Linked DNA regions of Homo sapiens: region 1 is linked to region 2. Evidence: chromatin loops called from intact Hi-C (ENCODE). Cell type or tissue: Calu3. All regions are shown on one strand. Links, peaks and the distances in the headings refer to the core of each region. The heading gives the core; the rest is flanking DNA. Region 1 has its middle 26 kb from the start of LINC00639. Region 2 has its middle 86 kb from the start of SEC23A-AS1.

Evidence for each region. Hi-C counts contacts between places; a loop is a spot of excess contacts. Peaks named below come from ENCODE experiments on the same cell type or tissue, not always from the same donor. Only the 100,000 strongest peaks of a DNase experiment are listed, where the experiment ranks them.
Region 1: it touches region 2 in a loop (2.2-fold over the local background); 10 of 110 quality-filtered maps call a loop at or near these places.

What each region holds. Positions count from the first base shown.
Region 1 is chr14:38,936,891-38,948,792 of GRCh38, reverse strand. No RefSeq gene overlaps it. Among named protein-coding and RNA genes, the nearest start is that of LINC00639, 26 kb to the right of the region's middle. In Calu3, for the core only: no CTCF peak of the experiment used is centred there; a DNase peak (open chromatin) is centred at 5,702.
Region 2 is chr14:39,011,356-39,023,257 of GRCh38, reverse strand. No RefSeq gene overlaps it. Among named protein-coding and RNA genes, the nearest start is that of SEC23A-AS1, 86 kb to the left of the region's middle. RefSeq lists enhancers at 5,335-5,845, 5,846-6,356. In Calu3, for the core only: a CTCF peak has its summit at 7,683; a DNase peak (open chromatin) is centred at 7,687.

The DNA of each region.
Region 1 (11,902 bases), core at 2,222-10,221, 74 kb after region 2:
TTCCAAGTAGCTGGGACTACAGGCATGCACTACCAAGCTGGGCTAAGTTTTTATATTTTAGTAGAGATGAGGTTTCATCGTATTGGTCAGGCTGCTCTCTAACTCCTGACCTCAGGTGATCGACCCACCTCGGCCTCCCAAAGTGCTGAGATTAGAGGCATAAGCCACTGCGCCCAGCCCCCAGTTCTATTGTTCCTTTCTTTATGTCCATGTGTTCCCAATGTTTAGTTCCCACTTATAAGTGAGAACATGTGGCATTTATTTTCTCTGGGGTATATAACTGGTAATGGGATTGCTGGGTCAAATAGTAAGTTTTGTTTTAAGTTCTTTGCTAAATCTCCAAACTGCTTTCCACAGTGGCTGAACTAATTTGCATTCCCATCAACAATGTGTAATTGTTCTCTTTTTTCTGCAGCCTTGCCAAGATCTGTAATTTTTTGGCTTTTTAATAATAAGGCCATTCTAGCTGGTATGAGATGGGTATCTCATTGTGGTTTTGATTTGCATTCTCGGGTGATTAGTATACATGAATTTGCTTCTGCCTTTGCCACCCCTGAGACAGCAAGACCAACAACCCCTTCTCTTCCTCTTCAGCCTACTCAGTGTGAAGATGATGTAAGTATATTTTTTACTTATAATTTTCTTAACATTTTCTTTTCTCTAGATTATCTTATTGTAAGAATACAGTATATAAATATATGCAGCATACAAAATATGTGTTAGTTGACTGTTTATGTTATAGGTAAGGCTTCCAGTCAACAGTAGCTATTAGTAGTTAAGTGGACTTTTGACTACATTCATGGCCAGCACCCCTCACCTCCACATTGTTCAAGTCAACTATATTTTTATTTTATGGATACTCTTAAATTATATATATAATTAGGTTTACTTTTTTGAGTTGGTTGCTAGGAAACTCAGAGTCAAAATTGTGGCCCATATCTAAAAAGGGTGCAAGATCTATGGCATGCATCTTGGATGAAAACTTTATCCCTGCATTATCTTTTCCCCATCCTCATTTTATGATTTTATCATAAATTCTTTGATACTTTTATTAGAGTTTTCCAGAGAACTCTAATAGATGTTTGTATCTATCTATCTGTCTATCTATCTATCTATCTATCTATCTATCTATATCTGTCATCTATTTATTTTAAAGAATTGGCTCATACAATTGTGGAGCCTTACAAGTCCAAAATCTGCAGGGTAGGCCAGCAGGCTGGAGAGCCAGGAAAGTGTTGGTGTTGCAGTTTGAGTGAGAAGACACTCTGCTGGCAGAATTCCCTCCTTTTTGGGGAAGTCAGTCTTTTCTATTAAAAATTCTAACTGGATGAGGCCCCTCGATAATATGGAGAATAATCTGCTTTACTCAAAGTCTCCTGATTAAAATATTAATCTCACATGAAAAACACCTTCACAGAAACATTTAAAATAAGTTTGATCAAATAACTGGATACTGTGGTCCAGTCCAGTTGATACGTAAAATTAATCATCATAGTATGTTATGCATTTTTTTTGAAACATGGTCTCACTCTGTCACCCAGTGCAGTGGCATGATCTCAGCTAACTGCAGCCTCCGCCTCCTGGGTTCAAGCAATTCTCCTGTCTCAGTCTCCCAAGTAGCTGGGATTACAGGTGTGCACCACCACGCCCAGCTAACTTTTGTATTGTTGTAGAGATAGGGTTTCGCCATGTTGGCCAGGCTGGTCTCGAACTCCTGACCTCAAGTGATCTACCTGCTTGGCCTCCCAAAGTGCTGGGATTACAGGCATGAATCACTGCACCCAGCTGTTATGCATTTTTATAACCCTCCTTGAAGTCTTTCTTGAAATAAAGCAGGGTATAGAACATACCTAAGGTAAAATGTGGTTTTCCTTTTTAGTAATTTATGAAATATGTGCTGTTATCTTTAGTTTATTTTAGCCCCAATATTGTATCATTTGAGATGGCCATTTCTTCATCACTCTGGCATTGAGGAGCTATATGTAGCTACGGTCTGCAAGCCAACCATCCTGGGCAAGTCAAACAGACACTTCTACTTAGGTCTTCCAGTGGATGTGCCTCTCTCTGGACATTTAAAAAAATCTGAATATTGCCTATGGAAGTAAGTAATAACTGAACACTTAAACTTCAATTCCGTACTTGTCGCAGTTTAAGACTCTTGATTGAAATTATTGGAAATACATCTCTAGTTCCTTAAGCAAGAAGGGAGTTTATTGGAAGCATTCAAAGTTAGGGTGGCATGTGCTTTTAGAAACTAAAGAGGCTGAAGATGGTGGCTCACACCTGTTATTCTAGCACTTTGGGAAGCCTAGGAGTTTGAGACCAGCCTAGGCAATATAGTGAGACCCTGTCTTTACAAAACCAGAAAAATTAGCTGGGTGTGGTGGCACGTGCCTGTAGTCCTAGCTACTTGGGAGGCTGGTGTGGGAGGATTGCTTGAGCCTGGGAGGTAGAGGCTGCAGTGAGCTGTGATCGTGCCACCACACTCCAGCCTGGTTGACAGAGCGAGCCCTGTCTCAAACAAACAAACAACAAACAAACAAACAAAAAGCCCAAATAACTAAAGAGAAACACATAATACACAAAAAGCTTAGAAGTGAATTACATACTGTGATTATAAAATTATTATTATCTCATAACAGATTATTAAGTATCTCATAGCCATCATTTTTCTTTATGTCTAACCTAATCCCTGCTGCTGAGATCCAAACAATTCTCTTTCTGCCTGATTATTAGCAGAAAGACAAACTTTTCAGTCAAGGGCAGAAAGCATATTTTGGTCAGGTGTCTACTACCAGGCTAAGAGGCTGTGGCCAGGACAGCAGGGTCTATAGTAGAAATGTAGCTTGTGGGGCCTGTCTGTGTTTGTGTATGTGTGGTGGGGTGTGGGGAAGAGGAGAGAGAGACAGAGGTGTGGGGAGAGAAAAGTAGTAAAGTAGGCTATTTCTCAGTAAACAGATGCTTGGGCCAGGTAGACACCATAAACCTTGTCTATTATGATTTTTCTTATATAATTGGTGGTTTCAAGCCTCTTAGAATAATAATAAAGAAGAAAGTCAGAATATTGAGGTATGGAGATATTCTTGAAAGATGTACTAGTCAATCTCTTCATCCAGCTACCTTAAAACCATTATTACTAAAAAGTTGTGTATACTTATTGTGAGAATAAAAGAGTAGCGACATACAATATGAAACATAAAACTCCTCCCATGTCAATATTGGCTCCCACACCACTAATCCCAGTGCCATTCACTAGAGGTTAAATGTTCAGTTTGGTAGGTAGCCATCAGATGTTCTTCTTTTTTTTTTTTGAGATGGAGTTTCGCTCTTGTTGCCCAGGCTGGAGTGCAATGGTGCGATCTGGGCTCACCGCAACCTCCACCTCCCAGGTTCAAGCGATTCTCCTGCCTCAGCCTCCAGAGTAGCTGGGATTACAGGCATGCGTCACCACACCCAGGTAATTTTTTTGTATTTTTAGTAGAGACGGGGTTTCTCCATGTTGGTCGGGCTGGTCTCGAAGTCCCGACCTCAGGTGATCTGCCCACCTTGGCCTCCCAAAGTGCTGTGATTACAGGCATGAGCCACTGCGCCTGGCCCAGGTGTTTTCTTCAAATATATAACTATCTTTATTCAAAAATATCTGTAACATATATGTAGTGCCAATCAGGAGGCTTTTAGCTAGAAGTGAGAGAACACTTGGTTCAAACTAGCTTAATTCATGAGGACATTTACTACTCTAGGAGCAGGAAGTCTGAAGGTAGGCTGTCTCCAGGCACAGTATAATCAAGGCTCTGGCTCAGCTTCTCTGTGATCTTTTTCCCCGACTCTGCCTTCCTATATATGTTGGCTGGTCTTCAGCTGGCTTCCTGCATGGTGGCCAGATGGATCTCAACAGCATGCTGGTCACATGCTTCTTTGTTCACATCCAGTTGCAGAGGGAGAAAATGCTCAATCATGGAATAATTTGATTGTACCAACTTAAATCTTGTGTTCACCTCTGGATCGATACCAGCTGTGGAACACTGCCACGTGTTGATTTTTTAAAGCTTGGATTCCTAAACCAAGGGGATTGGATTACCATGATCAACTTAGACTGATCAGAATCCATCCCTGGAGCTGGAATGGAGTCAATTTCCACTGAGCCACATGACTCGTGTGGGAAGATATTAATATATAACGGATTGTGAGGAAAGCAGAAATGTCGGCGTGTGAATAGATAACACGAATGTTAGTCTCCAGCCCCACTATAAGACCATAGTATACATGAGATTTGAATTTTTTTCAAGAAGGGAGTTATTTTTAAATTTTCGTGCTAAGAACTGAAGATTATAAATTGCAGATTTATAAGGAGTATGGTCACTAGGATGTTTACGAAAAGCAGATATAGACATTTTCGTAGAACCTAACTATAAACATTGGCCAGGGAAGGATAATATTTTAGGTTATCAGCAGTCAATTATATCACAGGGGCAGAGTCCCGAATAGAGACTATTTGGAGGTGTGGGGAGGTGATGCTGCCATTGAAGGGCAGCCTTTGAAGTCTCCCCACTGTCTCTTGCTGCTGCCTAGCTACTTTCAGCTGATCATTATTTATAATCCCTGCTCAATCACCTCCCTGGGTCTTGAAATGGTAGCATTTCAGGCAGTGGGTCATGGTCTGAATCTAGTCATCTTTTTATTATTTTAAGGTTACTGGTAATGTTGAAAAAATACTTCTAGCCTTTCCAAATATTGCTGGATACTAGAAATTTGAATTTCTGTAATTTCTATTAATGATATATAATTAAATCCAGATACTTCAGTATTGCACAGCTCAGTCATTAGCAAATGGATACAGTGCCAAAGCTGGTAGCTCTCCAAGTTGCAGGTGGTTCTCAATGGTATCCAGGGTGATATTTGGGCTATAGCCACAGGCAAAATGGCAAAGTAGAAGCGAAGCGAACTTGGGTCACATCCACTGTCTTTTTTGCATCATTCTTCCAGCAGTTGAAAGGAATAATAGAGTGATCCTCATATCAAAGACTTCTTTGATGGGTCTGACATGGAGGTGGGTAGATGATGGCATTATGGAAAGCAAGGGGTGGTGTACAAAGTGACATGTCCTCTAGAGGAGTGACTTTTATGTAAAGGAGAAGAAGCATTATAGAGTAAGAACTCTCCTGCACCATTCTTGACTCAGGGATATGGAGTGATGAGCAGTGCTTATCCAAGGGTTGCTAGAGAAGTGAAATCCTCAGTGCAGAGCCAGGAGAAGGAGGCAGAGCTCCGAGAAGCTGTTCCTGCTTGACTGCTCAAAGGGAAGGATGTCTCAATGAGGCCACGGCACACCCACTGCCGGGATGGAGGAAGAAGGTGTTAAGGATGGTCGCTGGTGGTCTGTCCACCACCAGAGACATACTCTCTGGATATTTGTTTTTGTCATCTCTACGGTGGAGGTGAAAATACTTACCCTGCAAGGCTGTTGTGAGGATCACGTATAATCATCCTCCTTGAACGCACCCTTTGTTTCAGAATTGCTGTTTTCCAACCTTGCATCATAATGTAAAAGTTTATTCTCTAAGTGAAGCTGATCTCATCTATCAAAAAAAAAAAATGATTCTTGCTTCTGCCTTTTCCCCTTATTGCCATTCTCCTTCTTCTGTACCTGTTTGCTTAAAGAAAAGGTCAGCGACTTGGCCACCCCATTCCTGAACTGTTGCCAACTGTTGGTATGTGCACAGCCTTGCTGAAAACTCCCAAGGCACCAATTGCTTTTTAAAACCTCAAAATCACTTAGTGACACTTATCAACAGCTAATATTAACGGATAGTGACGAATACCACAGATGTCTTCCCAGAACTGACAGCATAAAATCAGTGTAGCCTGGGCTAGGGAATGTTAAAAAATTATAGAAGTAAAGTGCATATTTTCCAACTTTTATCTTGTAATAAAACTTTCTATATTTTTAAGTGCTTAATTACCATTCCTTCCTCTTTAACAAAAAATAATATCTGGCCAGGCATGGTGGCTCACATCTGTAATCCCAGCACTTGGGGAGGCCGAGGTGGGTGGTTCACTTGTGGTCAGGAGTTTGAGATCAGCCTGGCCAACATGGTGAAACCCCATCTCTACTAAAAATACAAAAATTAGCTAGGCATGGTGGTGGGCGCCTGTAATCCCAGCTACTTGGAAGGCTAAGGCAGGAGAATCACTTGAATCCAGGAGGCGGGAGTTACAGTGACCAGAGATCACACCACTGCACTCCAGCCTGGGCGACAGAGCAAGACTGTCTCAAATAAATAAATACATAAATAAATAAATAAATAAAATCTAATGCAATGAGTTTCACTCTGAGGAAAAGAAAACATATCAAAAAAATCTCAACAACTTTAAGAAGTTTTCAAACTTAAAACTTCATTTATAAGGTGATCATAATGTTACTAAATAGGCCATAGAAAATACAATGTATTTATTTAGATTGTGTGGGCACCAATCATCAAACCACCATCTTTGATTATGAAGATCAGTGCTATAATCTCATCTAAGTTTACACAGTGGGCTTCTGAACACCACACTGGAGGAAGCAGAGAGAAGAGGTTGTGTTATATATTCACCCTGAGCACAACAAATACTCTTGGCCACTTTGGTTTCGGTTTTTAGTTGGAGTTAGGAAGTTTTGGGGGAACAGTTTTTGGCTGTTAAGAATCGAACTCCATGTCTAGATGCATAGCAGTAAATATTGTATTCTTAGAAGTTTTCCAGCTGAAATTTATGTTCAATGAATATTTACTGAGCATTTATTACATGCAAAGCTCTGTCTTATGGGCTGGAAATATGACTAGGATACAAATTTAGTTTTTAAGGAGCTTAGAATTTTTTGGTATGTATTTATGTGTGGGTGTGTAAAATGGCAAAAAAATCTTTTTAAATAGTTTAAGAAGTTAGTACCACAATTATTTCTAAGAGGCTGATGACTTCCTTTGGAGAGGAATTTTCTGATCTTCTTTTTGAGGAATATAAGCCTATATTCTCAGAGCCGAATGAGAGAAAGGGGTGGGGTTCTTGTTTATTCAGTATGTAGACTTTTACTTTGTTCCTCGGTTTTAATTTTACCTCAGTGCTGCCCTCAGCTGTGCCTGGAGCACAGGGCACCTCCAGTTCGGCCTCTCCAGAAGTAAACTTGTCTTCTGCCTATCTTGTGTTTGTTGGGAGGAGGTGACCTGGGACTCTACTACTATTGATGAAGAATCCGAAAAAGTCTTCTATTAGCCCTGTGCCACACCCTACCTATGAGGTAGACTTTGTCTCTTATTCCCCCAAATTCCTTGCCCATTTATTTACCATCTTCCAAAATTAATTAACATTTAACATCATTTCCTTTACTGAGCTTCTTATGATTTTGGGTTTATTAGTGTTCATTCCTTTACTTTTGTATTTCAGGCTTTTGGGAAGAAGCAGAGGTAATTTCTTTTGCACAAAAATGTGTGCAGGCCGGGAGCGGTGGCTCACACCTGTAATCCCAGCACTTTGGGAGGCCGAGGAGGGCAGATTACCTGAGGTCGGGAGTTCAAGACCAGCCTGACCAACATGGAGAAGCCCCATCTGTACTAAAAATACAAAATTAGCTGAGCATGGTGGTGCATGCCTGTAACCCCAGCTACTTGGGAGACTGAGGCAGGAGAATTGCTTGAACCTGGGAGGTGGAGGTTGTGGTGAGCTGAGATTGCGCCATTGCCCTCCAGCCTAGGCAATAAGAGTGATACTCTGTCTCAAAAAACAAAACAAAACAAAACAAAACAAAACAAAAAACAAAACAAAATGTGTACAATTACCTATGTTTGACTCTGTGAGATCTTTGGACACAGCACCTTGCCATCTTTGCAGCACTGTTCCCAGACCACTGCTTGTGTTGGTTGGAATGGTGCTTGGCATATCTCATCCATGCTATTTATTGACACAATTAGAAGTTTACTGTTCCATAGCAGCTGCCATATGACAAGTCTGAAGCACATTACATCACTCTCTGGGGGATCTTTGTGGTATTGTATAACATAGTGGACTTGGTACATTTGCTAAATCCTCTATTACACAAAGTACTATTCTAAGTGGGATATAAGATTGGAATCAGCATGCAATTAGCCTTAAAGGAGTCTGGACTCCAGGTATTCTACTGAGGGAGCTAAGAAACACTCATAAGGCCAGGCACAGTGGCTGACGCTTATAATCCCAGCACTTCGGCAGGCTGAGGTGGGCGGATCACAAGGTCAAGAGATCGAGACCATCCTGGCCAATATGGTGAAACCTTACTAAAAATACAAAAATTAGCTGGGTGTGGTGGCACGTGCCTGTGGTCCCAGCTACTTGGGAGTCTGAGGCAGGAGAATCTCTTGAACCCGGGAGGTGGAGGTTGCAGTGAGCCGAGATTGCACCACTGCACTCCAGCCTGGTGACACAGCGAGACTCCGTCTCAAAAAAAAAAAAAACAAACCCCAAAAACAAAAAAACACTCATAAGTCACTATAATACAACAAAGGAATCTCTCTCTTTTTTTTTTTTTTGTAGCCTGTGTATACCTGTCATCAATTATGCTATGTAGTTCAGCAATGAAATAGCAGACTTCTCTAAAAGTCTCAACTTGGGCTGTGTGGCCTGGGGCTTAAGAGCATGGACTCTGGAGCTAAGTGGCCAGTGCCAAATCCTGGATTTGAATCAAAAGCCTAGAATCTAAATTCTAGGAGCTGTGTGACTTCTGACAAATTGTTTTTTTTTTTTTTACTTTTTCAACTTTTATTTTAGAGTTGGGGGTACATGTGCAGGATTGTTACAGAGACATCCTGAGGTTTGGGGTACTAATGATCCTGTCACCAGGTAGTGAGTATAGTACCCAATAGGCAGTTTTCAGCCTTTGTCCCTATCCCTCTTTCCTCCTGCTAGTAATCTTCACTGTTTATTGTTCCCATCTTTGTATCCCTGTGTACCCAGTGTTTAGCTTCCACTTACAAGTGAGAATATGAGATATTTGGTTTTCTGTTTCTGTGATAGTTCACTTAGGATAATGGCCTTCAGCTGTATACATGTTGCTGCAAAGGACATGATTTTGTTCTTTTTTATGATGTATAGTATTCCATAGTACATATGTCAAATTTTCTTTATCCAGTCCACTGTTAATGGGCACCTGGGTTGATTCCATGTCTTTGCTATTGTGAATAGCGCTGCAAATGAACATAAGAGTGTCTGTATTCTTTTGGTAGAACAATTTATTTTCCTTTGGGTGTATACCCAGTAATGGGATTGCTGGGTCGAATGATAGTTCAATTCTTAGTTCTCTGAGAAATCTCCAATCTGCTCTCCACAGTGGCTGAACTAATTTACATCCCCACCAGCAATGTATAAATGTCCCCTTTTCTCCACAGCTCACCGACGTATGTTATTTTTTGACTTTTTTTTTTCTTTTTTTTGAGACGGAGTCTCACTCTGTCGCCCAGGCTGGAGTGCAGTGGGACGGTCTCGGCTTACTGCAAGCTCTGCCTCCCAGGTTCACACCATTCTCCTTCCTTAGCCTCCTGAGTAGCTGGGACTACAGGCACCCGCCACCACGCCCGGCTAATTTTTTGTATTTTTAGTGGAGACGGGGGTTTCACTGTGTTAGCCAGGATGGTCTCGATCTCCTGACCTCATGATCCACCTGCCTTGGCCTCCCAAAGTGCTGGGATTACAGGTGTGAGCCATCGCGCCCGGCCTATTTTTTGACTTTTTAACAAAAGCCATTCTGACTGGTGTGAGATGGCATCCCATTGTGGTTTTGAGTTGCATTTCTCTGACTATTAGTAATGCTGAAAATTTTTCACGTCTGTTGGCTGCTTGTATGTCTTCTTTTGAGAAGTGTCTGTTCATGCCCTTTGCCCACTTTTTTTTATTTTTTATTTTTGCATAAGTTATTGGGGTACAGGTGGTGTTTTGTTACATAAGTAAGTTGTTTAGTGGTGATTTGTGAGATTTTGGTGTACCCACCACCCAAGCAGTACACACTGCACCCTATTTGTAGTCTTTTATCCCTCACCCCCTCCCACCCTTCCCTCCAAGTCCCCAAAGTCCATTGTATTATTCTTATGCCTTTGTTTCCTCATAGCTTAGCTCCCACATATCAGTGAGAACATACAATGTTTGGTTTTCCATTCCTGAGTTACTTGGAATAACAGTCTCCAATCTCATCCAGGTTTCTGCAAATACCATTAATTCATTCCTTTTTATGGCTGAGTAGTATTCCATCATATATATATATATTCACATATATATATATTCACATATATATGTATATTCACATATATATATATTCACATATATATACAGTTTCTTTATCCACTCATTTTTTGATGGGCATTTGGGTTGGTTCCTCGATTTTGCAATTGCAAATTGTGCTGCTATAAACATGCATGTGAAAGTATCTTTTTCTATTAGTGACTTCTTTTCCTCTGGGTAGATACCCAGTAGTGGGATTGCTGGATCAAATGGTAGTTCTACTTTTAGTTCTTTAAGGAATCTCCACACTGTTTTCCATAGTGGTTGTACTGGTTTACTTTCCCACCAGCAGTGTAGAAGTGTTCCCTAATCACTACATCCATGCCAGCAGCTAGTGTTTTTTTATTTTTTGATTATGGCCATTCTTGCAGGAGTCAGGTGGTATCACATTGTGGTTTTGATTTGCATTTCTCTGATCATGATCATTAATGATGTTGAGCATTTTTTCATATGTTTTTTGGCCATTTGTATATCTTCTTTTGAGAATTGTTTATTCATGTCCTCAGACCACTTTTTGATGTGATTTTTTTTTCTTACTGATTTGTTTGAGGTCATTGTAGATTCTGGTTATTAGTCCTTCATCAGATATACAGATTGTGAAGATTTTCCCCCACTCTGTTGGTTGTTTGTTTACTCTGCTGACTGTTCCTTTTGCCATGCAAAAGCTCTTTAATTTAATTAAGTCCCAGCTATTTATCTTTGTTTTTATTGCATTTGCTTTTGGGTTCTTGGTTATGAAATCCTTGCCTAAGCCAATGTCTAGAAGGTTTTTTCCAATGTTATCTTCTAGAATTTTTATAGTTTCAGTTCTTAGGTTTAAATCCTTAATCCATCTTGAGTTGATTTTTGCATAAGGTGAGGGATGAGGATCCAGTTTTATTCTCCTACATGTGGCTAGCCAATTATCCCAGCACAATTTGTTGAAAAGGGTGTCCTTTCCTCACTTTATGTTATTGCTTGCTTTGTTGAAGATCAGTTGGCTGTAAGTATTTGGGCTTATCTTTGAGTTCTCTAGTCTATTCCATTGGACTATGTGCATATTTTTACACCAGTACCATGCTGTTTTGGTGACTATGGCCTTATAGTATAGTTTGAAATCAGGTAATGTGATGCCTCCAGATTTGTTCTTTTGCTTAGCCTTGCTTTGGCTATGCAGGCTCTTTTTTTGATTCCATTTGAATTTTAGAATTGTTTTTTCTTATTCTGTGAAGAATGATGGTGGTTTTTTTTAGGATTGTGTTGAATTTGTAGATTGCTTTTGGCAGTATGGTCTTTTTCACAATATTGATTCTACCCATCCATGAGCATGGGATGTGTTTTCATTTGTTTGAGTTGTCTATATTTCTTTCCGCAGTGTTTTGTAGTTTTCCTTGTAGAGGTCTCTTGCTTGCTTTGTTAGGTATATTCCTAAGTATTTTATTTTTTTTTGCAGCTATTGTAAAAGGGGTTGAGTTCTTGATTTGATTCTCAGCTTGGTCGCTGTTGGTGAAGAGCTACCAATTTCTGTATATTAATCTTGTATCCAGAAACTGTGCTGAATTCTTCTATCAGTTCTAGGAGCTTTCTGGAGGAGTCTTTAGAGTTTTTGAGATTTTGCAATTGCAAATTGTGCTGCTATAAACAT
Region 2 (11,902 bases), core at 2,699-10,698:
ATGTGCCATGTTGGTGTGCTGCACCCATTAACTCGTCATTTAGCATTAGGTATATCTCCTAATGCTATTCTTCCCCCCTCCCCCCACCCCACAACAGTCCCCGGAGTGTGATGTTCCCCTTCCTGTGTCCATGTGTTCTCACTGTTCAATTCCCACCTATGAGTGAGAACATGCGGTATTTGGTTTTTTGTCCTTGCAATGGTTTGCTGAGAATGATGGTTTCCAATTTCATCCATGTCCCTACAAAGGACATGAACTCTTCATTTTTTATGGCCGCATAGTATTCCATGGTGTATATGTGCCAAATTTTCTTAATCAGTCTATCGTTGTTGGACATTTGGGTTGGTTCCAAGTCTTTGGTATTGTGAATAGTGCTGCAATAAACATACGTGTGCATGTGTCTTTATAGCAGCATGATTTATAATCCTTTGGGTATATACCCAGTAATGGGATGGCTGGGTCAAATGGTATTTCTGGTTCTAGATCCCTGAGGAATCGCCACACTGACTTCCACAATGGTTGAACTAGTTTACAGTCCCACCAACAGTGTAAAAGTGTTGCTATTTCTCCACATCCTCTCCAGCACCTGTTGTTTCCTGACTTTTTAATGATTGCCATTCTAACTGGTGTGAGATGGTATCTCATTATGGTTTTGATTTGCATTTCTCTGATGGCCAGTGATGATGAGCATGTTTTCATGTGTTTTTTGGCTGCATAAATGTCTTCTTTTGAGAAGTGTCTGTTCATATCCTTTGCCCACTTTTTGATGGGGTTGTTTTTTCTTGTAAATTTGTTTGAGTTCATTGTAGATTCTGGATATTAGCCCTTTGTCAGATGAGTAGGTTGCGAAAATTTTCTCCCATTTTGTAGGTTGCCTGTTCACTCTGATGGTAGTTTCTTTTTCTGTGCAGAAGCTCTTTAGTTTAATTAGATCCCATTTGTCAATTTTGGCTTTTGTTGCCATTGCTTTTGGTGTTTTAGACATGAAGTCCTTGCCCATGCCTATGTACTGAATGGTAATGCCTAGGTTTTCTTCTAGGGTTTTTATGGTTTTAGGTCTAACATTTAAGTCTTTAATCCATCTTGAATTAATTTTTGTATAAGGTGTAAGGAAGGGATCCAGTTTCAGCTTTCAGCTTTCTACATATGGCTAGCCAGGTTTCCCAGCACCATTTATTAAATAGGGAATCCTTTCCCCAGTTCTTGTTTTTGTCAGGTTTGTCAAAGATCAGATGGCTGTAGATATGCGGCATTATTTCTGAGGGCTCTGTTCTGTTCCATTGATCTATATCTCTGTTTTGGTACCAGTACCATGCTGTTTTGGTTACTGTAGCCGTGTAGTATAGTTTGAAGTTAGGTAGCGTGATGCCTCTGGCTTTGTTCTTTTGGCTTAGGATTGACTTGGCAATGCGGGCTCTTTTTTGGTTCCATATGAACTTTAAAGTAGTTTTTTCCAATTCTGTGAAGAAAGTCATTGGTAGCTTGATGGGGATGGCATTGAATCTATAAATTACCTTGGGCAGTATGGCCATTTTCACGATATTGATTCTTCCTACCCATGAGCATGGAATGTTCTTCCATTTGTTTGTATCCTCTTTTATTACATTGAGCAGTGGTTTGTAGTTCTCCTTGAAGAGGTCCTTCACATCCCTTGTAAGTTGGATTCCTAGGTATTCTATTCTCTTTGAAGCAAAAGTGAATGGGAGTTCACTCATGATTTGGCTCTCTGTTTGTCTGTTATTGGTGTATAAGAAAGCTTGTGATTTTTGTACATTGATTTTGTATCCTGAGACTTTGCTGAAGCTGCTTATCAGCTTAAGGAGATTTTGGGCTGAGACAATGGGGTTTTCTAGATATACAATCATGTCATCTGCAAACAGGGACAATTTGACTTCCTCTTTTCCTAATTGAATACCCTTTATTTCCTTCTCCTGCCTAATTGCCCTGGCCAGAACTTCCAACACTATGTTGAATAGGAGTAGTGAGAGAGGGCATCCCTGTCTTGTGCCAGTTTTCAAAGGGAATGCTTCCAGTTTTTGCCCATTCAGTATGATATTGGGTGTGGGTTTGTCATAGATAGCTCTTATTATTTTGAGATATGTCCCATCAATACCTAATTTATTGAGAGTTTTTAGCATGAAGGGCTGTTGAATTTTGTCAAAGGCCTTTTCTGCATGTATTGAGATAATCATGTGGTTTTTGTCTTTGGTTCTGTTTATATGCTGGATTACATTTATTGATTTGCGTATGTTGAACCAGCCTTGCATCCCAGGGATGAAGCCCACTTGATCATGGTGCATAAGCTTTTTGATGTGCTGCTGGATTCGGTTTGCCAGTATTTTATTGAGGATTTTTGCATCAATGTTCATCAAGGATATTGGTCTAAAATTCTATTTTTTGGTTGTGTCTCTGCCAGGCTTTGGTATCAGGATGATGCTGGCCTCATAAAATGAGTTAGGGAGGATTCCCTCTTTTTCTATTGATTGGAATAGTTTCAGAAGGAATGGTACCACCTCCTCCTTGTACCTCTGGTAGAGTTCGGCTGTGAATCCATCTGGTCCTGGACTTTTTTTGGTTGGTAAGCTATTGATTATTGCCACAATTTCAGAGCTTGTCATTGGTCTATTCAGAGATTCAACTTCTTCCTGGTTTAGTCTTGGGAGGGTGTATGTGTCGAGGAATTTATCCATTTCTTCTAGATTTTCTAGTTTATTTGTGTAGAGGTGTTTGTAGTATTCTCTGATGGTAGTTTGTATTTCTGTGGGATCGGTGGTGATATCCCCTTTATCATTTTTTATTGCGTCTATTTGATTCTTCTCTCTTTTCTTCTTTATTAGTCTTGGTAGTGGTCTATCGATTTTGTTGATCTTTTCAAAAAACCAGCTCCTGGACTCATTAATTTTTTGAAGGGCTTTTTGTGTCTCTATTTCCTTCAGTTCTGCTCTGATTTTAGTTATTTCTTGTCTTCTGCTAGCTTTTGAATGTGTTTGCTCTTGCTTTTCTAGTTCTTTTAATTGTGATGTTAGGGTGTCAATTTTGGATCTTTCCTGCTTTCTCTTGTGGGCATTTAGTGCTATAAATTTCCCTCTACACACTGCTTTGAATGTGTCCCAGAGATTCTGGTATGTTTTGTCTTTGTTCTCATTGGTTTCAAAGAACATCTTTATTTCTGCCTTCATTTCGTTATGTACCCAGTAGTCATTCAGGAGCAGATTTTTCAGTTTCCATGTAGTTGAGCGGTTTTGAGTGAGTTTCTTAATCCTGAGTTCTAGTTTGATTGCACTGTGGTCTGAGAGACAGTTTGTTATAATTTCTTTTGTTTTACATTTGCTGAGGAGAGCTTTACTTCCAAGTATGTGGTCAATTTTGGAATAGGTGTGGTGTGGTGCTGAAAAAAATGTATATTCTGTTGATTTGGGGTGGAGAGTTCTGTAGATGTCTATTAGGTCTGCTTGGTGCAGAGCTGAGTTCAATTCCTGGGTATCCTTGTTAACTTTCTGTCTTGTTGATCTGTGTAATGTTGACAGTGGGGTGTTAAAGTCTCCCATTATTATTGTGTGGGAGTCTAAGTCTTTCTGTAGGTCACTAAGGACTTGCTTTATGAATTTGGGTGCTCCTGTATTGGGTGCATATATATTTAGGATAGTTAGCTCTTGTTGAATTGATCCCTTTACCATTATGTAATGGCCGTCTTTGTCTCTTTTGATCTTTGTTGGTTTGAAGTCTGTTTTATCAGAGACTAGGATTGCAACCCCTGCCTTTTTTTGTTTTCCATTTGCTTGGTAGATCTTCCTCCATCCCTTTATTTTGAGCCTATGTATGTCTCTGCACGTGAGATGGGTTCCCTGAATACAGCACACTGATGGGTCTTGACTCTTTATCCAATTTGCCAGTCTGTGTCTTTTAATTGGAGCATTTAGCCCATTTACATTTAAAGTTAATATTTTTATGTGTATTTGTTCCTGTCATTATGATATTAGCTGGTTATTTTGCTTGTCAGTTGATGCAGTTTCTTCCTAGCCTTGACGGTCTTTACATTTTGGCATGTTTTTGCAGCGGCTGGTACCGGTTGTTCCTTTCCATGTTTACTGCTTCCTTCAGGAGCTCTTTTAGGGCAGGCCTGGTGGTGACAAAATCTCTCAGCATTTGCTTGTCTTTAAAATATTTTATTTCTCTTTCACTTATGAAGCTTAGTTTGGCTGGATACGAAATTCTGGGTAGAAAATTCTTTTCTTTAAGAATGTTGAATATTGGCCCCCACTCTCTTCTGGCTTGTAGAGTTTCTGCCGAAAGATCCGCTGTTAGTCTGATGGGCTTCCCTTTGTGGGTAACCCGACCTTTCTCTCTGGCTGCCCTTAACATTTTTTCCTTCATTTCAACTTTGGTGAATCTGACAATTATGTGTCTTGGAGTTGCTCTTCTCAAGGAGTATCTTTGTGGCGTTCTCTGTGTTTCCTGAATCTGAATGTTGGCCTGCCTTTCTAGATTGGGGAAGTTCTCCTGGATAATATCCTGTAGAGTGTTTTCCAACTTGGTTCCATTCTCCCCGTCACTTTCAGGTACACCAATGAGACGTAGATTTGGTCTTTTCACATAGTCCCATATTTCTTGGAGGCTTTGTTCGTTTCTTTTTATTCTTTTTTCTCTAAACTTCTCTTCTCGCTTCTTTTCATTCATTTCATCTTCCGTCACTGATACCCTTTCTTCCAGTTGATCGCATCGGCTCCTGAGGCTTCGGCATTCTTCATGTAGTTCTCGACCCTTGGCTTTCAGCTCCATCAGCTCCTTTATGGACTTCTCTGCATTGGTTATTCTAGTTATCCATTAGTCTAATTTTTTTTCACAGTTTTTAACTTCTTTGCCATTGGTTTGAATTTCCTCCTGTAGCTTGGAGTAGGTTGATCATCTGAAGCCTTCTTCTCTCAGCTCGTCAAAGTCATTCTCCATCCAGCTTTGTTCCGTTGCTGGTGAGGAGCTGCGTTCCTTTGGAGGAGGAGAGGCATTCTGCTTTTTAGAGTTTCCAGTTTTTCTGCTCTGTTTTTTCCCCATCTTTGTGGTTTTATCTACTTTTGGTCTTTGATGATGGTGACGTACAGAAGGGTTTTTGGTATGGATGTCCCTTCTGTTTGTTAGTTTTCCTTCTAACAGACAGGACCCTCAGCTGCAGGTCTGTTGGAGTTTGCTAGAGGTCCACTCCAGACCCTGTTTGCCTGCGTATCAGCAGTGATGGCTGTAGAACAGTGGATCTTGGTGAACCGCAAATGCTGCTGCCTGATCGTTCCTCTGGAAGTTTTGTCTCAGAGGAGTACCGGGCCGTGTGAGGTGTCAGTCTGCCCCTACCGGGGGGTGCCTCCCAGTTAGGCTGCTTGGGGGTCAAGGACCCACTTGAGGAGGCAGTCTGCCCGTTCTCAGATCTCCAGCCACGTGCTGGGAGAAAACCACTACTCTCTTCAAAGCTGTCAGACAGGGACATTTAAGTCTGCAGAGGTTACTGCTGTCTTTTTGTTTGTCTGTGCCCTGCCCCCAGAGGTGGAGCCTACAGAGGCAGGCAGGCCTCCTTGAGCTGTGGTGGGCTCCACCCAGTTGGAGCTTCCCGGCTGCTTTGTTTACCTAATCAAGCCTGGGCAATGGCAGGTGCCCCTCCCCCAGCCTCACTGCCGCCTTGCAGTTTGATCTCAGACTGCTGTACTAGCAATCAGCGCGACTCCGTGGGCCTAGGATCCTCCGAGCCAGGTGCGGGGTATAATCTCCTTGTGTGTCGTTTTTTAAGCCCGTTGGAAAAGCGCAGTATTAGCGTGGGAGTGACCCGATTTTCCAGGTGCGGTCTGTCACCCCTTTCTTTGACTAGGAAAGGGAACTCCCTGACCCCTTGCACTTCCCGAGCGAGGCGATGCCTCGCCTTGCTTCGGCTCGCGCAAGGTGCGCTGCACCCACTGTCCTGCGCCCACTGTCTGGCACCCCCTAGTGAGATGAACCTGGTACCTCAGATGGAAATGCAGAAATCACCCATCTTCTGTCTTCTGCGTCGCTCACGCTGGGAGCTGTAGACCAGAGCTGTTCCTATTCAGCCATCTTGGCTCTACCCCTGTATAACCGGTAATCCATCTTATAGCTCACTTGGAATTTGCTATCTGTTATCTTGGCATCTTAGTCCAAGCCACTTGTTATACATTTATCCACAAGAAAAGTATAAATGATACACACATGGAGAATTCCATTGTCATTCTCTGGTTCTTCTCTCAGGGATACTTGCTCATCAGTATGTCTTGGGAATGGTTCTGTTCTCTGATGTGTTCTTCTCCCAGCACATGAAGAGTTTCTCCTAGGCCCCACCCACTCAATGCTTGCCCCACTGTGTTGGCTCTGGGATATACACTTCTTACCTAGACGTTTATTTTTACTCACAGGATTTACTAAACCTTAGGAGCTGAGCCAGGAATGGTGGTGCATGCCTGTTGTCTCAGCTACTTGGGAGGCTGAGGTGGGAGATCGATTTAACCCATGTGTTTAAAACCGAACGGAGCTATGATCATGCCACTGCACTCCAGCCTAGGCAGCAGAGTGACAGCCCGTGAAGAAAGAGAGAGAGAGAGAGAGAGTGAGAGACAGAGAGAGACAGAGAGAGAGAGACCTTAAGAGCTGAATCCTTATCAACGGATTCTAATGAAAGGCCATGCTTTTCTCCAAAATGCTGGATGAGGCCATCTGTCTACTATTCTTGTTAATAAAAATAATGAGATGCTGCTACAGCTTTCTGCAGTGTTGTGTGTTCGTGTTCTTTCTGCCTGCTGTGTCCACTCTGCAGTGTGGGGATTTTTTTGTGGGCTGTAGCCACAGGAAGGGTGTTCTAGTGAAGAAATGCCCTACTTGCCTGGAGTCTGAGCCAAACATGGACACTCCTTTGCACAACTTTATAACATCTTGCATAACATCAGTAGGTATTTTTTGGCAGTTGTGGCTAAAAAAATAGCTCAGGGATATTATCATTCAATAATGTTATATGCAGTAGTATGTAGGTTACATACCTGCTGATAGACTAGGGATAAATATGACTTATGGAGCAGTACCTTGTACTAAAAATAGCACTTGCTCATGATTGTAGAAAGTTAGAACTAACCTACCACTCAGATATCTGCGGGGAGAGAAGCATACAGGATTTAATCAATTATCTTCCCAAAACACTCCCTGGAAAGAAAATTGTAATTTCATTTAAAATAATCAATGAAATATTTTTCCATGTGTTAGATGACTTATATACATTAGCGTGTATTCTCCCTTATTTCTGAATCTTGTGATTTAAAAAAATTAATATTACAATTTTATTTCTAGCCAAGTGTTCTTTACTATTAAATTTTAGAAGGGTTGTGAAAATTTGTGTTGGGAGTCACAAATTATTCTGCGCTTTTTTGTTCTATTGGGAGATATTACATTTCTCTCTATTATTTTCACTTTGTACTTATTTGTAGGGTTGCTGAAATAGCTTTTGAACTGAGTGAACATTTTAAATTCACTCTGTTTTTTAATATTATTAAAGCTTCTTTGAGCAAATAAGAGAATGACGAAAGAAAGAAATTCGAGAGGGATAAACTAAAAAGAAAGAGGAAAGCTTTTCATATCTGAAAGTGCTAAGGATAACTAAACTTCAATCAAGAGACAAATGTAGTTTGAAGGCACTGACACTTCATCACCGCAGGGAGGCAGTAGCTCCTTCTGTAATAGGAAACTCAAGGCTTTTAGTATCTTTCTCCACTTTAAATTCTGAACTTTTCTATTAATAATTCTTTATGTGATTTTTTTCTATCAACACCCAAGCTTTAGTCCTTGATTTTAAAAGGTAATCCTTGCTCATGTCTGAAATAATTGGACCCCAAAAGTAAAACATAGTTTGCCGAAAGGGTACAAAATTGAAAAATGACTTCAGCTGCACACCATGCATGAAAGACTTTCAAAGTCTGAGTTCCCATAAAAAATTATAAATAAATGAAATTCTTTATATGCTCTGTAAGTCAACTGTTTTAAAAGCAGCAATTATGGATTCTATAGCACAACAAGAAAGGTTGGGTGGGATTTTGAGGTCACCTCATCCTAGCATCTTCACATGTGACCACATTTTTAACCTATTTCTTGCAGAATATTTAATATTTTGGCCACATTTTCATTTTGGTCACAACCTAAGTATAGATTTAAAAGTGCAGTAATACTTTTGATCCAGCAAAAGCACTAGACCCATAGTCAGGGGAATTTATGTCAGAAAGTGATATCTAGTGGAAGATTCTAAAATGTTAAAAATTCTCTCCTACTCAGTTTCCATGCTTGAGTGAATTACTTATCTGAGTGGGGGGCTTCTTCTGTGGGGATAAACAGCTTGGTAAACGTTAGAAATAGTGGTGTCTCAGATATTTCTAAGTATCTATGTCTGAGTATTTGCTATTTCCAGTAGAGGTAATGCAGCAGAGTTTAGATTCAGACATTTTCTTTTTAAAATATAATCAAATATATTTTCATCTAGTGAAGAAGGAAAAACAGATATGTTCCATATCTTTTAGGGGACAAGACTCCACTGATGTTGACTTTAAGCACAAATGCAAACAGCAGAGGAATGGCAGGGTGAAATGTATAGGAGCACAGACTCTGGAACACTGTACAGATTCAAAGCCCAGCTTTGCCATTTCCCAGTCGAATTACACTGGACACATTTCTTAACTTCTCTGGGCCTCTTTCTTCAGCTGCAAGATGGGGAAAATCATAGGCACCTACTTCATAGAGTTGTATGAAGATTAAACAATTGAGTACCTATAATATATTTAGAACACTGCTTGGCGCTTAATATATGCCCTGTAAGTGCTGGCTGTCATTCAAATGAGAGGCATTACTCTCCAACTCTTCATTGTCTATCAGGTACTCCACATTATTATTATTATTTTTGCAGAGACAAGGTCTCACTTTGTTGCCCAGGCTGGTCTTGACTCCTGGGCTCAAGTGATCCTCCTGCTTTGGCCTCCTAAAGCACTGGGATTACAGGTGTGAGCCACCATGCCTGACCCTGGTACCCTACATCCACATTATTATCTACATTTTACATACCAGGAAACTAAGGCTCAAAGACCTGTGACAGGTTGCACAACTGGTAAGTAGTGATACCCACAGATTGCACTGTACAGATTGTATACAAATATATCATCACGTGCATTAATAACATCTTTATTACTAATATGTCTTTACTGATAATGTCTAATAATGTTTTTATTACTACCTGGCAACATGAATTGAGTGCTCATCCTGCACCAAGCATGGTTCTATGTGCGAAGGATAACCCATAAGATAGGTGCCGTTATTATTGCCATTTTGTCAATGAGGAAACTAAGGCACAGATTGTTTAAAAAACTTGCTCAAGGTCACACAGCGCTTACTGGCAGACTTGAGATGTAAACCCAAGTGGTTTTCTCTAGAATCTGTGCCCCTCTTCTGCCCCTTTCCTGAGAGTGATCAAACCCTTGTGGAGCTTTCATGTGGTCCTAAGATCAAGGAAGAGGCGTTTGGTCATCACTGGCTTTTGGCTGGAAGGCAATTCCATTTGGCTTTTGGCCATCAGCCTTTTCCTCACTATCTGTTACTTCTGTATCTTGTGGGCTGTTTCTCTTGGGGGTGCTCCAGGAGAGGCCAGCCATGACCCCCTGCTGGCTAGGTTCCACATCTGCTCACAGTGGCCCGGTGGTCTTCCAAAACTCATCTGGTCTACCCTCTGGCCGCTGGCTGTGTGCTGTACACAGCCACTCAATTGGGTTAAGCTCAGTGTTTTGTCTTGTAATTTTCAGACACCTTCTGGACCCTTCACTAAGGGTTTTGAAACCTCTTGAAGCTCTTCCCAGCTCCCCAGCCATACTCTGGTACATGTGAGTGAGGGTGAGCAGGTGTTCTCTTGGGCCATCTCCCTGCTACTATCTACTTATATAGCTGTCTGTTGGTGGAATAGAACTCCAGTCAGGAAGAAAAATACAAGCTCCTTTTCACTGGAGATTTTCACACTTACCTGGAATCTCTACTATTTATCTCCTCCACCAGGCATTTTGATATTAGGTTGAGGCACAAGGCCTCAGACATGTCCCAAATCTCCCTCTTTTACTATTAACCGTCTCCTACTTTCCTCTCTCTCTCTTCCAAAGCTCCTGATTTCTTTTTTTTTCTTTTGTCTTTTTTTTTTTTGAGACAGAGTCTTGCTCTGTCACCCAGGCTGGAGTGCAGTGGCACGATCTCAGCTCACTGCAACCCCTGCCTCCCGGGTTCAAGTGATTCTCATACCTCAGCCTCTCGGGTAGCTGGGATTACAGGCATGCACCGCCACGCCAGGCTAATATTTTTTTTTTTGTATTTTTGGTAGAGATGGGGTTTCCTCATGCTGGCCAGGCTGGTCTCAGACTCCTGGCCTCAAGTGATCCACCCGCCTCGGCCTCCCAAAGTGCTGGGATTACAGGCGTGAGCCACCGCGCTTGGCCCTGATTCACTTATTTTTAATGGACCTATAGTCTACTTCCAGCACCTCATTCCCAACTGCATCATCACCATCACTGAACGTGTATAGCACTTTCCCAGGCTCTGGTCCTATATCAGGCACGTGTTGCAAAGAGAATGTTGGTAGCTGCAAGAAAATCTAGCAAGCAATTCACTTGCAAGAGTCTAGAAAGTGATCTTAGTTGAGTAATTTCTGTCTCTCCCAATTAAATACACTGGGAAAATTCAGTAAATGATACTGGTGAGATAAACATAGGCCAGATCTTGAAGATCCATGTAAGTCAGATGTGTTAGGCTGTTCCTGTGTTGCTATAAATAAATACCTGGGGCTGGGTAATTTATAAAGAAAAGAGGTTTGATTGGCTTACAGTTCTTCAGGCTGTGCAGGAAATATGGCACTGACATCTGCTTGGCTTCTGCTCAGGGCCTCAGAGAGCTTGTACTCACGGTGGAAGGCAAAGAGGGAGCAAGTGCCTCACATGGTGAAAACCCGAGCAAGAGAGGAGGAGGAAGTGCCACACACTTTTAAATAACCAGATCTCATGAGAACTCACGACTGTCACAAAGATAGCACCAAGCCATGAGGGATCCCCTCTTGTGACCGAATCACCTCCCTTTAGGCCCCACCTCCAACATTGGGGATTACAATTCAACATGAGATTTAGACGGGACAACATCCAAACCATATCAATAAGGTTAAGAAGTTTAGATTTTCTCTTGAAGGCAATGAGGATCACATGGCAGAATAAAGCAGGGAAATGTACAGAATGGAGAAGCCTGAAGAGTGTCAGGCTGAATGCAATCAACAAGGAGGTGTCTGGGAAATACCTGTCATTTAGACACGAGAGATGATGTTCTGAGGAGGCCTGTGGAAGTGATAGGATTTAGACAAGAGGGATGATGTTCCGAGGAGGCCAGTGGAAGTGATAGGATCTGGAGGAGAAGGCTGCTCTGCTTGGAGTCACCTCTCTTTGGCTAGAAAGCTCATTCTTAAAGGTACCTTCCCAGTGAAAGCTTCTCTGAATTCCCATGACTTGCTCTTATGGCTATCTGTACACAGTCAATATTACACGGTTTCTTTGTTTGTTTTGTTTGTTTGTTTGTTTGTTTTTTTTACAGTATTGGTCTTTCCTGTTAGAATGTGCTGCCCATACTGAGGGCAGTTATTTTTGTCCAAAGTTTTTGCATTCCCAGAACTTATTACGTGGCTTGGCACATAAAAGGCTGCCAAATATTCGTTGAATAAATGAATTAAAAAATGGATGGGTAGTGGGTTATCTTGTGAAATATTATGGCCAAGCCATTGCATTAAAAATCTCAAGTGGACACAAATGGAAGACTCCAGGATCCTGCAGTGCAGACAACGGGCATTGCCCCAGAGCTGCCATGTCAA